Regions from separate parts of the Homo sapiens genome. Here region 1 is linked to region 2. The links are chromatin loops, found by intact Hi-C in ENCODE. Cell type or tissue: endothelial cell of umbilical vein. All regions are shown on one strand. Each heading gives the region's core, and the rest is flanking DNA. Links, peaks and the distances in the headings are about the cores only.

What was found. Peaks named below come from ENCODE experiments on the same cell type or tissue, not always from the same donor. Only the 100,000 strongest peaks of a DNase experiment are listed, where the experiment ranks them.
Region 1: it touches region 2 in a loop (4-fold over the local background); 3 of 110 quality-filtered maps call a loop at or near these places.

Annotation. Positions count from the first base shown.
Region 1 is chr18:57,670,625-57,680,638 of GRCh38, forward strand. ATP8B1 (ATPase phospholipid transporting 8B1) reads right to left here. Exons shown (of 28, transcript NM_001374385.1): 16 at 4,210-4,398; 17 at 844-956. It also overlaps the pseudogene TRG-TCC5-1 and the pseudogene TRG-TCC6-1. Among named protein-coding and RNA genes, the nearest start is that of ATP8B1-AS1, 45 kb to the left of the region's middle. In endothelial cell of umbilical vein, for the core only: no CTCF peak of the experiment used is centred there; DNase peaks (open chromatin) are centred at 4,497 and 7,187; H3K27ac peaks cover 3,239 bases.
Region 2 is chr18:57,723,411-57,733,424 of GRCh38, forward strand. ATP8B1 (ATPase phospholipid transporting 8B1) reads right to left here. Exons shown (of 28, transcript NM_001374385.1): 2 at 8,217-8,422. The coding sequence starts at 8,397. It overlaps LOC105372141 (a long non-coding RNA gene), which reads left to right and starts at 8,422. Exons shown (of 4, transcript XR_935524.3): 1 at 8,422-8,613. In endothelial cell of umbilical vein, for the core only: no CTCF peak of the experiment used is centred there; DNase peaks (open chromatin) are centred at 4,861 and 5,751; H3K27ac peaks cover 1,681 bases.

The sequences.
Region 1 (10,014 bases), core at 679-8,678, 53 kb before region 2:
AGGCGTGAGCTACTGCACCCAGCCTGATTTAAACATTTTAAACAGTTTCAACATGAACCAGTAAACATCTCATTACTTTATAGTCACATCTTTTTTATTTTGACCAAGTTTTGCTCTTGTCGCCCAGGCTGGAGTGCAATGGTACGATCTCGGCTCACTCTACCCCCTCCCTCTGGGGTTCAAGCGATTCTCCTGCCTCAGCTTCCCAAGTAGCTGGGATTACAGGTGCCCACCACCACACCCAGTTAATTTTTTTGTATTTTTAGTGGAGACGGGGTTTCACCACGTTGGCCAGGCTGGTCTTGAACTCCTGACCTCAGGTGATACACCCGCCTTGGCCTCCCAAAGTGCTGGGACTACAGGCATGAGACACCAAATACTCAATCAGTTGAACCGCTTCTGCCATCTTGGCTAGACAAGATGTGACCTATAGTCAGCTCTGTCATCCTGTCACATATGAATGCTTTCCTTCCTTTGCACTACAACTTGAAGTTAGTGGAGGTCTTGGGGACCACACACATAGTAAGACTACAACCTAGTATGGTTATGTAGCTTGCTCAAGGCCACTGGAAGAGAGCTAAGCCATTCCCCTGCCTCAGTCCTATAGACCTTGAAGACCCACATGCTGGGAGAGGGCACCATGGTGATATCCCAGGAAGTCAGTGGCAGGGGCAGAACTGGGACCCAGGTGGCTGTATTCCTACTTTACTGCTCTTTCCACCCCAACTATTGCAAAGCAAAGGGAGGGTCAGCAGTTAACATACAGCTTTCATGCAAACTTAACAGACAGCATCAGAGAGTAAGTTCAGAATCCCTTGCAGAAAGAATAAAAGTGAAACTTACATCCAGGGCATCCTGTGTTTCTTGCTTAGTAGGATTCATTCGATGTAACCGTTCATAAATAACAGTGTCAGCACCTTTACAGTAAAGCTTGATATTGCCTTCTGGGGTTCTTACTGGTAGTAAAAGAAGGAAATAAACACAACAAAGTTTGATTTTTTATATATATATTTTTTGAGACAGGGTCTTGCTCTGTTGTCCAGGCTGGAGTGCAGCAGTTCAGTATCGGCTCACTGTAGCCTCGACCCCCCAGGCTCAAGCAATCCTCCCATCTCAGCCTCCCGAGTAGCTGGGACTACAGGTGCATGCCACCATGCCTGGCTAATTTTTATTTTTATAGACATTGGAGGTCTCACTATGTTACCCAGGCTGGTCTTGAACTCCTGGGCTCAAGCAATCCTCCTGCCTCAGCCTCCCAAAATGCTGGGATTACAGATGTGAGTTACCACACCCAGCTAAGTTTGATTTTTTAATAGAAAACTACATTTATAAAGTTAATTTGAAATGTTACTATCTCATAATTCACTGTTAGCTTAAAACCATCAGTTCCTCTAGAAAAGTGTTGCCTTCAACAAAACTGGTAAGTCATTATCTACATTGAATGTAATAGTGAAATAAATATAAAAAGATTCCTTCACAGTCAGCTCTGTTTTTTATAACCTCAGTTATTCTTCCAACAAATATTTACTGACTCCCTACCATGTGCTATGCCATGTTCTAGTTACTTTCTTTTGTAGACTTTTTCTCCATCCAACCAACAGGTAGTTTCTCACCTATGAACTCACAACACTTACTGCTTTTAATACTTCGACCACAACACCACTCCTAATGACCATTTTTTTTGGGTTTTTTGATTAATGCAATAATTGTAATACATCCCTCACTGTTAACCAGATTTTAAATCAAGGTAGATGGCAAGCATGATAATCAGTCTAGATCTGTGTAAGGGACACAGAAAGCGTTCAGTAAGTGTGCCTAAGGAGGGTGTAATAGTTAAACCTGTATATTTTTATTGGTTAAAAATTCAATCATAGTGGAGAAGGCTTGTAGATACCACCTTAACCAAGTGATCAAAGTTAACATCCCCATTAATGAGACAAACCAATAATATATACCTTCTGGCTAGGCAGGGTGGCTCACGCCTGTAATCCCAGCACTCTGGGAGGCCAAGGCGGGCCAGTCACCTGAGGTCGGCAGTTGGAGACCAGCCTGACCAACATGGAGAAACCTTGTTTCTACTAAAAATACAAAATTAACCAGGCATGGTGGCACATGCCTGTAATCCCAGCTACTCAGAAGGCTGAGGCAGGAGAATCACTTGAACCAGGGAGGTAGAGGTTGCAGTGAGCCGAGATAGCACCATTGCACTTCAGCCTGGGCAGCAAGAGTGAAACTCTGTCTCAAAAAAAAAAAAAAAAAAAGTATATATATATATATATATATATATATATATATATATATATATATAACATGTATATACACATATATACATACATATATCTACATATATACACACATATATAAATACATGTATATATAAATATACATATATAAATATATGTATATATATATAAATATAAATGTGTGTGTGTGTATACACCTTCTGATGTGATACTTAAAGAAAAGCACAGCATCACTTACGGACTCTTCCTGCCAACAATGTGTAACCTAGCTCTAATCATGAGGGAACATCAGACAAACGCAAATGGAGGGATAGCCTATAAAATAACCAGCCTGTGCTTTTTAAAAATATCAATGGATGAAAGATCAAAAAGAGATTGAACCGTCCTTGACTCAGAGTCATGATCACCTAATATAACCTGTGATCTTAGATTGGATCCTGGACCAGAAAAACAAAGAATGAACCTCCCTGGTAAAATCTGATAAAGTCTATTGATTAGATAATATTGTACTGTGTTAAATTTTCTGGTTCTGAACATTGCACTGTATATATAAGTGAGTGCTTCTGTTCTTAGGAAATACCTACTATGGTATATAGTACAGTATTTAGGGGAAAGGGACATTAGGCCTGCAATTTATTCTCTTTTTTATATTTTTATTTTCTTTTTTTATCATGTAATCTTGCTCCTTCTAACGCAATTTACTCTCAAATGGTTCAGAAAACAATAACCTGTATGTATGTGTGTGTACATATATATGTGTGTATATATATAGGTATATATAATGAAATTACATATATATAATTAGATATATATTAGATCTATATATAGAGATATGTAAATGAAATTTCATTATGTTAACAATTGGTGGATATGGAAGAGTATGAGGGCTCTTTAAACCATTCTTGTAACTTTTCTATAAGTTTGAGATTATTTCAAATTACGAATTTAAAGCAGTTCAGTGGTAGGAAGTGATTTTCATCTTCACTTGGTGGTCTGTTATGTGCCTGCATTGCAGATATGATTTTGATTCATAAGCATAGCTTTGCTTTTCTCAGAAATCTTTTCCTGCTGAGTCCTCCCTTCCCTGCCATCAAGTACAGAAGAGAGCACTCAGAGGTGCTCAAAAAATAAAAGAGCATGTGTTGTTTAAAATAAAAGACTGCTACAAATGTCTACCTGCTGCTTCAGAAATGTTCCACCTGCTGCCCCAGATTCAGCATCTGGCAGCCCACGTGGTTAAAGAATGTCAGCAGCTGTAATCCCAGCTACTCAGGAGGCTGAGGCAGGAGACTCGCTTGAACCTGGGAGGCGGAGGTTGCAGTGACCTGAGATCGCACCACTGCACTCCTGGGTGACGGAGCAAGACTCCATCTCAAAAAAAAAAAAAAAAAGAAAAGAAAAGAAAAAAAAGAGAGGGATTAAAAAAGAACGTCAGCAGCATTTGCAAGATTCAGAGATACTGTGGCTACCCCTTTGAGTAGGGAACACAGTGAAGAATGAAGAAAACAATACCAGTTTCTTTTTTTTTTTTTTTTGAGACGGAGTCTTGCTTTATCGCCCAGGCTGGAATGCAGTGGCGCGATGTCGGCTCACTGCAAGCTCTGCCTCCCGGGTTCACGCCATTCTCCTGTCTCAGCCTCCCGAGTGGCTGGGACTACAGGTGCCAGCCACCACGCCCGGCTAATTTTTTTTGTATTTTTAGTAGAGACGGGGTTTCACCGTGTTAGCCAGGATGGTCTCGATCTCCTGACCTCGTGATCCACCCGCCTCGGCCTCCCAAAGTGCTGGGATTACAGGCGTGAGCCACCACGCCCAGCCAACAATACCAGTTTCAGTAAAGCTGCAGAAATCTCCCAGGAGCCAAGTAGCTCTTTCACTGGCTGCTTTATCCTGATGCCACTCAATACAATGGGCACAAGCAACATCTAAATGAGCGATTCATAGACAGACTCTGAGGGGGACTTACCAATGATAGACATTCGCTTCCGGTCACTGTTGAAGTCCAAAATGGCAAGAACATTGTAAGTCCTTTCAGTGCCCAGTTCACTGATGGTGATGGTGTTCTGGGTCCTGGCGAGGAAGGCAAAGCCAAAGTTCCTGGCAGCGTTTACCAGGGCACCTTCATCGGGAGAGGCTGCCTGGTAGTTGAGCTGACCTAACAAGGAAGCGAGAGAAATCCCAGAAAAGCTGTAAAAACAAATGCAGAGCTCATTGTTGAGGCCTCTGCTGAGGCTCCTGTGGGGGTCAGATGGGCTGCAAAGCCCAAAACATCCCCAGGAAAACGAGTCATTGACTTGGAAGGGTTATGCCAAGATTAAAACTTCTTTGTTTTATCTTGACTTATAAACAGTAATATAAACTAAAAAAGAAACATTGGTGGAGAATGAGGGAAAATTCCCATAATCCCACCATCCACAGGAGAAACAACAGGTGTTGACATTTTATCATTCCCTCCAGTGCCTTTTAAAATGTCTGTATCTGAAATTGTTTCTATCAAGCTGAATATACATTTACATCCTGATTATTTTAATGCTGTATCTGAGCATATTGCCATCCCTTTTTAAATTCTTTATAAACATTTGAACAAATGTAAATATGTTATCATTTTCCCATTACAGACACTTAATTTCCAAATTTTTTTACTCTCAAAAAGTCACACTTTAATAACCCTTTTGTATGTGTGTAAAGATTTTTCTGTTTCTTTTTTCTTTTTAGAGACAGAGGTCTCCCTATGTTGTCCAGGCTGCTCTTGATCTCCGGGGCCCAAGTGATCCTTCTGCCTCAGCCTAATGAGTCGCTAGGGCTACAGGCTCATGTCACCTCACCTGGCTTATTCTCTTTCTTTCTTGTTTTTCTGAAACAGGGTCTCACCGTGTTGCCCAGGTTGCAGTGCAGTGGCACGATCATGGCTCACTGAAGCCTCAATCTCCCCAGGCTCAGTGATCCTCCTACCTCATCTTCCCATGTAGCTGGGATTACTGGTACACGCCACCACACCTGGCTAATTTTTTGTATTTTTTGTAGAGACGGGGTTTCACCATGTTGCTCAGGCTGGTCTCAAACTCCTGGACTCAAGTGATTCGCCTGCCTCAGTCCCTAAAGTGTTCGGATTACAGGCATGAGCCACTGCCCCTGGGCCCCTGGCTTATTTTCTAAGAGCAGATTCCTATTAGGAAAATACTGAGCCAGAGAACACTGATAATTTTAAAACTCATTGGTATACAATACTAATTTGTTTTCCAAGAAGGTTGTACCAGTTTATCTTCCCTCTAAAAAAGTATGTTTTCTTTCTTTCTTTCTTTTTTGTTTTTTTGAGACAGTCTTACTCTGGCACCAAGGCTGGAGTGCAGTGGCACCATCTCAGCTCACTGCAGCCTTGATCGCTTCAGGCGCAAGTGATCCTCCCACCTCAGCTTCCTGAGTAGTTGGGACTATAGGCGCACATCACCACGCCCAGCTAATGTTTGTATTTTTTGTAGAGACAGGATCTCACCATGTTGCCCAGGCTATTTTTTCTTTACCATAGCTATATTCTCCTTATTAAAAAAAAAAAGAAAAAAAAACCACACAGGCTGGGTGCAGTGGCTCACGCCTGTAATCCCAGCAATTTGGGAGGCTGAGGCAGGTAGATCATGAGGTCAGGAGATGGAGACCATCCTGGCTAACACAGTGAAACTCTGTCTCTACTAAAAACACAGAAAATTAGCCAGGCATGGTGGCACGTGCCTATAGTTCCAGCTACTCGGGAGGCTGAGGCAGGAGAATCACTTGAACCCAGAAGGTGGAGGTTGCAGTGAGCCGAGATCTCGCCACTGCACTCCACCCTGGTGACAGACCGAGACTCCATTTCAAAAAAAAAAAAAAAAAAAAAGAAAGAAAGAAAAGTTGAAACAAACCAACCAACCTTAGTTTGATCACTATCCGATATCTTAATGTTTAAAAGTTAAATAATGGAAAATTGTCTTCTATTCACAACTACATTTCAACAATAAGAATAAGCTAGGTTCAGTGGCACGTGCCTATAATTGCAACTATTCAGGAGGCTGAGGCAGGAGGATCACTTGAGCCCAGGAGTGTGAGGTTACAGTGAGCTTTGATATTCCACTGCACTCCAGCCTGGCTGACAGAGCAAGATGCAGTCTCTTTTAGGAAAAAAGAAAAAACCAATAAGAAGAGGAATAAATCTCACAGCCAGATACACAAAAGAGTACATATGCTACATGATTCCACTGAAATAAGCCAAAAAACTGACAGAGCTAACCTGTGTTATTCGTAGTCAGGAAAGTACTTTTCTTGTAATCACTGGAAAGGAATGTAAAGGGAATTCTAGGGGGATTGATAATGTTCTTTTTTAAAAATCTGGGTGCTCATTACAAGAGTATTGGTTTGTGAAAATTCATTGAGTTATATACTTATGATACGTACATATCTCTGTATACACATGTTGTACTTCAATAAAAAGTTTAAAAAATACTCTGCCTACCCAAGATCTTCTATTTTTCTACTCTAGTTATTTTGTCTCAAAATAGAAGGAAAAGCATTTCCGTGGCCAGATGACTTTGGACAGAAAGAGCATTTAGTTTTCCAAAATACTTTGACCAGGATGAAGGCCACAGATGCATGAGCAGCCTCACTTGGAATGGTTGGTGCTCTGGGGTAACGGTGGCAGAGAGAGCTAAACACACCTTCCTTCCTTCCTTCACAATTGGCTCAGAGGATTCACTTTTTAAGTCAATATTAATCACTTCCTAATTAATAATTAAAGATGACACTTAGGGTCTCTCTGTATTTGTTCACTCAGAAAGTCATTCACTAGAAGCTATAAACGCACTTCCTAAATCCGGCCATCTAGCAATCATATACAAATGCTAGAGGGCAAACTATTTAACCAGAGACAAATCAGCAGCGGTGAGAACAAAGCCTTTCCCTTCGGCAACTTAAGTTGGCACAGCGATATATGGCATAATATTGACAGCAAACGCATTTCCAGCAGAGAAAAGGAACAAAATAATAAAAAGTGGTAAAGTTCCCACAAGTAAGACACTCATATCTAGAGCAAACACCTTGATATTTTTATCATTAAAGAAAAAAAAATGTTTTCCATTACCTTCTGATAATGGAATCACAGAATTGCAGACTAACAGAGATGGGAAGAACGTCAGTGACTTGGTCCAAATTCCAACCTTATGACTGCTGGAAGACACTTGGACTAAAAAACTATGCAGCCATAAAAAGGAACAAAATCATGTCCTTTGTCACAATAGAGATTAGGCCATTATCCTAAGCAAATTAACTCAGGAACAGAAGACCACATACCTACCACATGTTCTCACTTAACATTGGGTACTCATGGACATAAAGACTGCAAAAATAGATAGTGGGGACTTCAAGAGAAAGGAGGGAGGGAGGGCAACAAGTGTTGAAAAACTTACTATTAGGGCAGGGCACGGTGGCTCACACCTGTAATCCCAGCACTTTGGGAGGCTGAGGCGGGTGGATCACAAGGTCAGGAGTTTGAGACCGGCCTGGCCAACATAGTGAAACCCCGTCTCTACTAAAAATGTAAAAAATTAGCCACGTGTGGTGGTATGCACCTGTAATCCCAGCTACTTGGGAGGCTGAGGCAGGAGAATCGCATAAACCCGGGAGGCAGAGGTTGCAGTGAACCGAGATCACACCATTGCACTCCAGCCCAGGCGATAGTTCGAGATTCTATCTCAAAAAAAAAAAAAGAAGAGAAAAGAAAAGAGTGTGGTGTTGATGGTATAGTGGTGAGCATAGCTGCCTTCCAAGCAATTGACCCGACTTCGATTCCCAGCCAATGCAGCAGGCTGACCTTTTGTCCTGGCTAACATGGTGAAACCCTGTCTCTACTAAAAATACAAAAAAAATTAGCCAGGCATGGTGGCGGGTGCCTGTAGTCCCAGCTACTTGGGAGGCTGAGGCAGGAGAATCGCATAAACCCGGGAGGCAGAGGTTGCAGTGAACCGAGATCACACCATTGCACTCCAGCCCAGGCGATAGTTCGAGATTCTATCTCAAAAAAAAAAAAAAAGAAGAGAAAAGAAAAGAGTGTGGTGTTGATGGTATAGTGGTGAGCATAGCTGCCTTCCAAGCAATTGACCCGACTTCAATTCCCAGCCAACGCAGCAGGCTGACCTTTCGTCCTGGCTAACATGGTGAAACCCTGTCTCTACTAAAAATACAAAAAAAATTAGCCAGGCATGGTGGCGGGTGCCTGTAGTCCCAGCTACTTGGGAGGCTGAGGCAGGAGAATGCATGAACCCGGGAGGCAGAGCTTGCAGTGAGCCGAGATCGCGCCACTGCTCTCCAGCCTGGGCAACAGAGCAAGACTCTGTCTCAAAAAAAAAAAAGAATAAAAAAGAAAAGAAAAACTAACTATTAAGTTCTGTGTTCACTACCTGGATGATGGGATCAATTGTACCCCAAACTTCAGGATCATGCAATATACCCATGTAACAAACATGCACATGTATCCCCTGAACCTAAAATAAAAATTGAAGGTGTAAAAACAAACTAAAAAAACAAACAAAAACAAAGCAACCTTCCTAAGAAAACTCTTTATTTATGGCACATTTAGAGGCAACCAGAAAGACCTTCTTTTTCTTTCACACACTAATTTGTGGCTCATGAAATTGATGTAATCAAAGAAAGATGCTCAAACCACAAATCCCACCTCTCAGTTCTCATCAACCTGATTCCCTAGCTTCAGGGTAATGGTGGCAGAGAAAGCTAAATGCACCTTTCTTCTCTCCTTCACAACTGCCTCAGCTGATTCACTCTAATTTCTTTTTGAGATGGAGTCTCACTTTGTCGCCCAGGCTGGAGCGCAGTGGCAAAATCTCGGCTCACAGCAACCTCCGCCTCGCGGGTTCAAGCAATTCTCCTGTCTCAGCCTCCCAAGTAGCTGGGACTACAGGTGCCCGCCACCACGCCCAGCTAATTTTTGTATGTTTAGTAGAGGTGGGGTTTCACAATATTGGTCAGGCTGGTCTTGAACTCCTGACCTCAGGTGATCCGCCTACCTCAGACTCCCAAAGTGCTGGGATTACAGGCGTGAATCACTGCACCCGGCTCACTCTAATTAAGTGACAATAAACTACCTGGCCAGGCATGGTGGCTCACACCTGTAATCCCAGTGCTTTGGGAGGCTGAGGCGGGTGGATCACCTGAGGTTAGGAGTTCAAGACAAGCCTGGCCAACATGGCAAAACTCCATCTCTACTAAAAATACAAAAAGTTAGCCAGGGTTTGGTGTGGGCGCCTGTAATCCCAGCTACTCGGGAGGCTGAGGCAGGAGAATCACCTGAACCTGGGAGGCAGAGGTTGCAGTGAGCCAAGATTGCGGCACTGTACTCCAACCTGGGCAACAGGAGCGAGACTCAGTCTCAAAAAAAAAAAAAAAAAAAAAAAAAGACTGGGTGTGGTGGCTCACACCTGTAATCCCAGCACCTTTGGGAGGTCAAGGCTGGAGGATTACTTGAGGTCGGGAGTTTAAGACCAGCCTGACCAACATGGAGAAACCCCATCTCTATTAAAAATGCAAAATTAGCTGGGTGTGGTGGGGCATGCCTGTAATCCCAGCTACTCGGAGGCTGAGGCAGGAGAATTGATTAAACCCGGGAGACGGAGGTTGCAGTGAGCCGAGATCATGCCATTGCACTCCAGCCTGGGCAATAAGAGTGAAACTTGGTCTCAAAAACAAAACAAAACAAAACAAAACAAAACAAAAAAAAAACCACACACGCTCA
Region 2 (10,014 bases), core at 721-8,720:
CAAAATCAATGTACAAAAATCACAAGCATTCTTATACACCAACAACAGACAAACAGAGAGCCAAATCATGAGTGAACTCCCATTCACAATTGCTTCAAAGAGAATAAAATACCTAGGAATCCAACTTACAAGGGATGTGAAGGACCTCTTCAAGGAGAACTACAAACCACTGCTCAAGGAAATAAAAGAGGATACAAACAAATGGAAGAACATTCCATGCTCATGGGTAGGAAGAATCAATATCGTGAAAATGGCCATACTGCCCAAGGTAATTTACAGATTCAATGCCATCCCCATCAAGCTACCAATGACTTTCTTCACAGAATTGGAAAAAACTACTTTAAAGTTCATATGGAACCAAAAAAGAGCCCGGATTGCCAAGTCAATCCTAAGCCAAAAGAACAAAGCTGGAGGCATCACACTACCTGACTTCAAACTATACTACAAGGCTACAGTAACCAAAACAGCATGGTACTGGTACCAAAACAGAAATATAGATCAATGGAACAGAACAGAGCCCTCAGAAATAATGCCGCATACCTAGAACTATCTGACCTTTGACAAACCTGAGAAAAACAAGCAATGGGGAAAGGATTCCCTATTTAATAAATGGTGCTGGGAAAACTGGCTAGCCATATGTAGGAAACTGAAACTGGATCCCTTCCCTACACCTTATACAAAAATCAATTCAAGATGGATTAAAGATTTAAACGTTAGACCTAAAACCATAAAAACCCTAGAAGAAAACCTAGGCATTACCATTCAGGACATAGGCATGGGCAAGGACTTCATGTCCAAAACACCAAAAGCAATGGCAACAAAAGACAAAATTGACAAATGGGATCTAATTAAACTAAAGAGCTTCTGCACAGCAAAAGAAACTACCATCAGAGTGAACAGGCAACCTACAAAATGGGAGAAAATTTTCGCAACCTACTCATCTGACAAAGGGCTAATATCCAGAATCTACAATGAACTCAAACAAATTTACAAGAAAAAAACAAACAACCCCATCAAAAAGTGGGCGAAGGACATGAACAGACACTAATCAAAAGAAGACATTTATGCAGCCAAAAAACACATGAAAAAATGCTCATCATCACTGGCCATCAGAGAAATGCAAATCAAAACCACTGTGAGATACCATCTCACACCAGTTAGAATGGCAATCATTAAAAAGCCAGGAAACAACAGGTGCTGGAGAGGATGTGGAGAAATAGGAACACTTTTACACTGTTGGTGGGACTGTAAACTAGTTCAACCATTGTGGAAGTCAGTGTGGCGATTCCTCAGGGATCTAGAACTAGAAATACCATTTGACCCAGCCATCCCATTACTGGGTATACACCCAAATGACTATAAATCATGCTGCTATAAAGACACATGCACACGTATGTTTATTGCGGCATTATTCACAATAGCAAAGACTTGGAACCAACCCAAATGTCCAACAATGATAGACTGGATTAAGAAAATGTGGCACATATACACCATGGAATACTATGCAGCCATAAAAAAGGATGAGTTCATGTCCTTTGTAGGGACATGGATGAAATTGGAAATCATCATTCTCAGTAAACTATCGCAAGAACAAAAAACCAAACACCGCATATTCTCACTCATAGGTGGGAATTGAACAATGAGATCACATGGACACAGGAAGGGGAATATCACACTCTGGGGACTGTGGTGGGGTGGGGGGAGGGGGGAGGGATAGCATTGGGAGATATACCTAATGCTAGATGATGAGTTAGTGGGTGCAGCGCACCAGCATGGCACATGTATACATATGTAACTAACCTGCACAATGTGCACATGTACCCTAAAACTTAAAGTATAATAAAAAAAAAAGAAAAAAAATAATCCCATTTATAATAGCTATGAATAAAATAGCTAAGAATTAAGTTTACCAAAGAAGTAAAAGATCTCTGCAATCAAAACTATAAATTGATTGCAATGATGCAAGAAACTAAAGAGGACACCAGAAAAATGGAATGATATTCCATGCTCATGGATTGGAATATTGTTAAAATGTCCACACTGCCCAAAGCAATCTACAGATTCAATGCAATCTCTATGAAAATACCAATGACTGTCTTCACAGAAATAGAAAAAAAATCCTAAAATTTGTATGGGAACCACAGAAGACCCAGAAAAGCCACAGCTAATCTAAGCCAAAAGAACAGAACTGTAGGAATCACACTACCTGACTTCAAATTATATGACAGAGCTATAATAACCAAAACAACGTGGTATTGGCATAAAAACAGACACACAGATCAATGGAACAGAAAAGAGAACTCAGAGATAAATTCATACATCCTTAGTAAACTTGTTTTCAACAAAGGTGCCAAGAACATACATTGGGGAAAGGCAGTCTCTTCAATAAATGATGCAAGGAAAAACTGCATATTTATATGTAGATGAATGAAAGTAGACCCCATCTCTTGTCATATGCAAAAATTGAATCAAAATGGATTACAGACTTAAATCTAAGACCTCAAACTATGAAACTACTCCAAGAAAACCCTGGGGAAGTCTGAGCATGGTGGCTCACGCCTGTAATTCCAGCACTTTGGGAAGCCAAGGTGGGTGGATCACAAGGTCAAGAGATGGAGACCATCCTGGCCAACATGGTGAAACCCTGTCTCTACTAAAATACAAAAAGTTAGCCGAGCATGGTGGTACATACCTGTAGTCCCAGCTACTCGGGAGGCTGAGGCAAGGGAATTGCTTGAACTCAAGAAGTTGAGGTTGCAGTGAGCCAAGATTGTGCCACTGCACTTCAGCCTGGTGACAGAGCAAGACTCTGCCTCAAACAAAAACAAACAACAACAACAAAAAAACCACTTGGGAAACTCTCCAGGACACTAAACTGGGCAAAGATTTCTTGAGTAATACTTCACAAGCACAGGCAACCAAAGCAAAAACGGACAAATGAGATCACAAGTTAAAAAGCTTCTGTAAAGCAAAGGAAACAATCAACAAAGTAAAGAGACAACAGAATGGGAGAAAATATTCAGGCCACTGAATTCATTTTAAATGATAGATTCTTCCCCTTGCCTCATCCCAGAACCACTCTGTATCTTCAGGGGCTGGGTCCAGGCACCTAGAGAGTTTGTAAAAATTCCACAAGAGGTTCTGATGTACAGGCAGGACTGAGAACCCCCAGTTAGTGCAAAGGAGAGTGTCTTCCTATGGTGACTTCTATCATTAAAAATCTACTTCTGAACTTGGGCTGCAAAGTAGCAGGAAGAAAACCACCAGCTGAGTTAGGTTTCCATGAGCAAGAGATTCTTACCCAAGGTTCAATCATAAATTACATGACTTGAAAGCAAATTCTCTAAAATGAGCATGTTGCCCAAGATCTTAAAAATAAATAGAATAGGCCGGGCACAGTGGTTCATGCCTGTAATCCCAGCACTTTGGGAGGCCAGGGTGGGCGAATCACCTTAGGTCAGGAGTTCAAGACAAGCCTGGCCAACATGGCAAAATTCCGTCCTTACTAAAAATACAAAAATTAGCTGGGCGTGATGGCGGGCGCCGGTAATCCCAGCTACTCGGGAGGCTGAGGCAGGAGAATCACTTGAACCCGGGAGGCGGAGGTTGCAGTGAGCTGAGATCACGCCACTTCACTCCAGCCTGGGCAACAAGAGCGAGATTCTGTCAAATAAATAAATAAACAAATAAATAAAAAGAATAAAATAAAATGAGATGGCACAGTATCACCACCCTTCCCCATCAGTAATCACTCAGTGCAGGAATACCCCTCACCCTGCGGCTTTACAAGCATCAATTACTCTGGTGTTTTTAGGCTGTGGAGGTGGATGGTAATTTACAACCGATCAGAGAAAGAAAGAAAATAAGTAGCCAGAGTAGACTCCCATATGTGGTATGTGCCGAAAATGGAAAATTCATCTTATTAAGTGGAACAGCTCCCTCAGCACTTTTCACAGATTCCCTAGGATATCCTACGATTGATACGTTTCAATGAGCCATCTTTATCTGTGTTTTGGTTCCAACTAAATATTAATTCATAGATGCGCTAAAGACCCCACATTCTTAATTCCAGATTATTTTATGAAGATATCACTTTAAGGCCGGGTGTGGTAGCTCACGCCTATAATCCCAGCACTTTGGGAGGCTGAGGCTGGTGGATCACAAGTTCAGGAGATCGAGACCATCCTGGCCAACATGGTGAAACTCTGTCTCTACTAAAAATACAAAAATTAGCCAGGCGTGGTAGCATACGCCTGTAATCCCAGCTACTTGGGAGGCTGAGGCAGGAGAATCGCTTGAACCCAGGAGCGGGGTTGCAGTGAGCCGATATCGCGCCTCTGCTCTCCAGTCTGGGCGACAGAGAGAGACTCCATCTCAAAACAAAAACAAACAAACAAACAACAAGAAAACTCCAAAAATACAAAAACTAGTGTTTCCCAGAACACATGCTGAGAAGTGTGTTCATCAGGAAACGACAGAGCTCATCCCATAGCACTGAAAACATTCCCGCTCATTTCTGAGAATCTTTGCTGAATCTTTACACAAAGGGTAAAGTTACTCCACTCGAACCTGTGGGCTTATCTTTCTCCATGGCACATTCTAACAGCATGTTTGTGCCTGTCCTTCCTTCTCACAAAACACAATAAAGGTCCTTCTAGTGAAAAGTACTCTGAATGGGTCTCTCAAAGCACTTGTTTAACAGGAAAGCTTAGTTGGGCTAGAGGATTTCCTTTCTTTAAAAAAAAAAGAAAGCAACTTTCTGTGCTACAACCCTCATTAAAGAAACTAGCGCAGTTCAGGCTGCTTAGGCAGTGTTTTGCTAGAATGGGTGCTGGTCCCTGGTGTTAGTCTGGTGGTACCTCGCAGGGTGACTCATGTTCTGATGTCTTAAAGAACTGATTCTCTGAAGGAAATTATTCAGGATGTGAAATGTCAAGAAAGACAGATGATGATTAAAAAAAGAAAGAGAAGTCAGGGTGACACTGACCTTAACTGGGAAATTGCACAAATGAGAATATAGTGGGAAAGGAAAGAGGGATGAAGAGGGCAAAGAGAGGAAGGGAGGAAAGAAGGAGAGCAGACTGGCTGTGAGGGAGGCAGGGCACATGGGAAATGGGAGGAAAGAGGTCTGGCATTTACTGAACATCATCTGTGTGCTTGGGAAGGGCGCAGAGAGGTATTAGAATAAGAATTTTTGTAAAAAGTCACAGGCAAAGTCATTTGATATGGGTTTTGAGAAGCGAGAACCACCCAAATCCCCTAGGAATATAAATCACCCTTGGAAAACATGACTAAGATTCAAGACTGAGCATTTTTTTTTTTTTTTTGAGATGGAGTCTCACTTTGTCACCCAGGATGGCGTGTAGTGGTGGGATCTTGGTTCACTGCAACCTCCATTTCCCAGGTTCAAGCGATTCTCCTGCCTCAGCCTCCCGAGTAGCTGGGATTATAGGTGTGCACCACCATGCCGGGCTAATTTTTGTATTTTTAATAGAGATGGGGTTTCACTATGTTGGCCAGGCTGGTCTCGAACTCCTGACCTCAGGCGATTCAACTTCCTTGGCCTCCCAAAGTGCTGGGATTACAGGCATGAGTCGCCGCACCCGGCCAAGACTGAGCTCTTTTAATGCCCATATACCGAGGGTAGAAATCTACAAAACATATGACCTGCAAACTGAATGATCAGGAAAGGATCCTAACCACCAGAATGGGCAGGCAGAGTTGTAAAAAAACAGGGGATGAGAGTTTCCACCCACTACATGCGTCTCTGACATTTCTGCAGGCACCCAATCCCGGTCCCTTTGCTGTGTCTCGGACTACACGTCTGATGGCGTGCCACCAAGCACCAAGAGCAAAGTTGACCCTGGACCCCATGGAGCCAATTCTCCTGCCACCCCATCAGATATCTACATTTGGTAGAGATTCCAAAATTGTGATAGGAGACTAAGCAGTGCAATTAGCGGGGAAAGGAATGAGGAAGAAGCATGTTTTATTCACTGTTTGGGCAATCAACTAGAACTTCCTTGTAACTTGTCTGGCTGCTTCAGCTTTAGCTAGTTCACCAATATCCAGTCTGGACCTGTTATGACAGAGGCCACCTTCCTGTTCAGATTGGTGGGAATTCCATTTTCTTTCTTTCTTTTTTTTTTTTTTTTTTGAGTTGGAGTTTCACTCTTGTTGCCCAGGCTGGAGTGCAATGGCACCATCTCAGCTCACTGCCACCTCTGCCTGCCGGGTTCTAGTGATTCTCCTGCCTCAGCCTCCCAAATAGCTGGGACTACAGGCACTTGCCACCACGCCTGGCTAATTTTTGTATTTTTAGTAGAGACGGGGTTTCACCATGTTGGTCTGGCTGGTCTTGAACTCCTGACCTCAGGTGATCCACTCACCTCAGTCTCCCAAAGTGCTGGGATTGCAGGCGTGAGCCACTGTGCCCGGCAGGGAATTTCACTTTAATTTTGGTCAAGTATCATGAGTTTAGTACCTTCTGATTCAAGGCAGAAGGCACTTAAGCTCAATCCTCAACAGCTTGAAATCAAAACCAGAAACCCACTCTAAGAGGTAATCCATCTAAATGTTTGCTATGGAAAGGTAGCGGACACACAACATACAGGAGTCAATGGCCTCCCCACATTTGGGTGAGATGGGGCTCGCGGGGTGCATGCACTCCCCACACTGAGAATCTCCCCACAGGCAGATTCTGTGACCAGAACAGGAAGAATCATTGCAGAAATGGGATTTCATGCATATCACATCTTCTACAGGTTAAAATTATTAGAAAAAAATAGCTCATCCAGATAGCAGAACCCAAGAAAGAGAAACTAGAGGGGGGGTTTGGCATGGGGGAAAAAGAGGCTTCTAGAAAGCCTTCAAGGGCAGAATGGCAGTAACAGAGACCTCGGGAAAACCAGCTAAAATCCGAGGCTTCTCTGACTAAGGCTGCAGGGAGGCGTGTCTGGAGCGCTGAAACCAGAACACTATGATAATGATTTCTGTGAATGTGATGCTAAGGTTGTTCGGCTAGAATTTTAGGGAACACCATGGAGGAAATATTTTCAGCCTGATATCAAATCTGGGGTCCAGAGAGAAAAGTCTCAGCTTGCTCATGGAGAAGAGCTACAAGAGAAGCCCACATCTGTTTGCCAGGGTGGGAGAACCAGCAGGAGATGAAATAGAAAAGCCACAAAAGAAAAGGCATCATGGTAAAAGCAAGCCATGTTCTACTGCCTTCAGTGATGTACTGTCTGCGGTCACTTACACTCAACATTGGCAGAGACCACGTGGTCCACAAAGCCTAAAATGTTTACTTGCTGGCCCTTTACAGAAAAAGTTTGCTGGCCTTGGTCTAGACCCTGCCTCTGATGCTGGCCTGACCCTGGGCAGACCATATACATATATATATATATATATATATATATATATATACACACACACACACACACACATACACAAGGATGGTTATTTATATAACTCATACCGCCAATTTAACAATACTAATAGTTAACATCTAAGACTGATTGATATGTATCCTTTAAAAATTTCTGGGTGCAGTAACATGCAGATTCTTGCCCGCATAACTCCATTTTAAGAATATATACACTGGCTACGCATCGTAGCTCATGCCTGTAATTCCAGGAGTTTGAGAGGTTGAGGTGGGCAGATCCCTTGAGCTCAGGAGTTTGAGACGAGCCTGGGCAACATAGTGAAATACCATCTACACACACAAACACACACACAAATACAAAAATTAGTTGGACATACTGGTGCATGCCTGTAGTCCAGCTACTCAGGAGGCTGAGGTAGGAGGATCACTTGAGTCCAGGAGGTCAAGGCTGCAGTGAGCCGAGTTCACACCACTGGACTCCAGCTGGGGAGACACAGTGAGACCCTGCCTCAAAATATATATATATATATATATATATATATATATATATATATATATATATATATATATATATATATATACACACACTAACAAAGACCTTAATGTATTTTCTCTGCAGAACTTGTCAGATATGCTCTCCCAGCCCTTCTTACTAAGGACAATGGGTACTTGTCCAAGCCCATCCACCATTCTGTCAGTCGCATCCTAAGAAGAGATCAGAGAAGATTCTCTCCTAGACCACGCAAAATAGACCGATCATCTTTGGCACGTGTGGCCATGACCCACATGAGGATTTATAAGCGACCTAGTCACCGGGACTTCATGTGGTTACCTTTTCTGAATGGCTCCCGGTTCTCCTCTGCTTCCCTGTTGACTCGGTTTTGTTCTGGTTCAACAGCAGACCCCTGGTCATCAAGTTCATCTTCTGTTTCATCATCACTGTAGGGAACCACTTCGTCATTAGGCTGAGAATCCTCGTCAAATGTCGTTTCTGAGTCTCTTTCTGTACTCATTCTGCTGGCAAATTGGAACTACCTGCTTAAAAGGAAAGAGAAACCAGAGTGAATTATGACTCTTGCCCAGTTTTTGGTTGAATACTGCCTGCATGCTGCTACAATGCCCCTTTTACAGAACATTGTCTAACATGTAAATATTCTGGAATAGTACCCCCAAATTCAACTTGACATGAAGACAAGAACAAAACCATTCAGTACTGATTAAATGCTTGGGTAAGATTTTTTTAAAAAATATGGAGCTGCAAACCTTTTATTTTTAAACAAGGGTATATATATATATGTATGTGTATATATATATGTATATATGTATATATATGTGTATATGTATATATGTGTATATATGTATATATATGTATATATGTATATATGTGTATATATGTATATATGTGTATATATGTATATATGTGTATATATGTATATATGTGTATATATATGTATATATGTATATATGTGTATATATGTATATATGTGTATATATGTATATATATGTGTATATATGTGTGTATATATGTGTATATATGTGTGTATATATATGTATATATGTGTATATATATGTATATATATATTCAAGGCAATATTTCAAATTAGGGGGTCTCAATGAAATAAATTTAGTGGGTAACAATCAACATTAAAATAAAATGAAACAGGCTATAAAATATCAGATTACAGCACATATAATAAGTACTGCTTGATAAAATAGTTGTACACATTCACACATTTATTTGCATTGTGGGTGTTAGTGGAGTTGAATTTCTTTTTTTTCTTTTTTTGAGATAGAGTCTCCCTCTGTCACCCAGGCTGGAGTGCAATGGCACGATCTCGGCTCACTGTCACCTCCGCCTCCTGTGTTCAAGTGATTCTCCTGCCTCAACCTCCCAAGTAGCTGGGATTACAGGCACACACCACCACGCCCGGCTAATTTTTGTATTTTTAGTAGAGACGGGGTTTCACTGTGTTAGCCAGGATGGTCTCGAACTCCTGACCTCAAGTCATCCACCCGCCTCGGCTTCCCAAAGTGCTGGGATTACAGGCCCGCGCCCGGCCGGAGTTGAATTTCTTACTGTGGATTGCTGGCAAAGTTGACAAACCACTGCTCTAAGATATCTGGTTTCTGCTAACACTAACGTCCTGAGCCTTTGTTCTGATACAACATTTTTAATATAACCTTAGATCTTCCAAGTTTACTGACTTCCCAGGAACACTCCCTAGCCTTTCTATCTTCCTAACTACCACTGCCCACTCTGTATCTGGAATTTGTGTTTGAGCATCTACCGCATAAGATGACCCCATACAAGTGAGAAGAACAACCTTAGTTAGATTTATTTTAGGAAAATATTTACACAAATACCTCAGGTTACAGACACACAGCCTGGCATTTACATAAGCATCACAGTGCCGTGTAGTCAGTATTGTTAATGACAGCAGCTCGCATTTATTTTGTGTTAACTGCATGCCAAGCCTTGCACTAAGCACTTTATAGACATGTGCTCTTTGAAACTTCCCACACCACCATGGTGAATAACAGTATTATTGTTATTCCTACCCAGCAGAGGAGAAAAATCAAAACACTGGAGTGCTAAATAATTTGCACAATGATTATTAAAAATTTAAGGC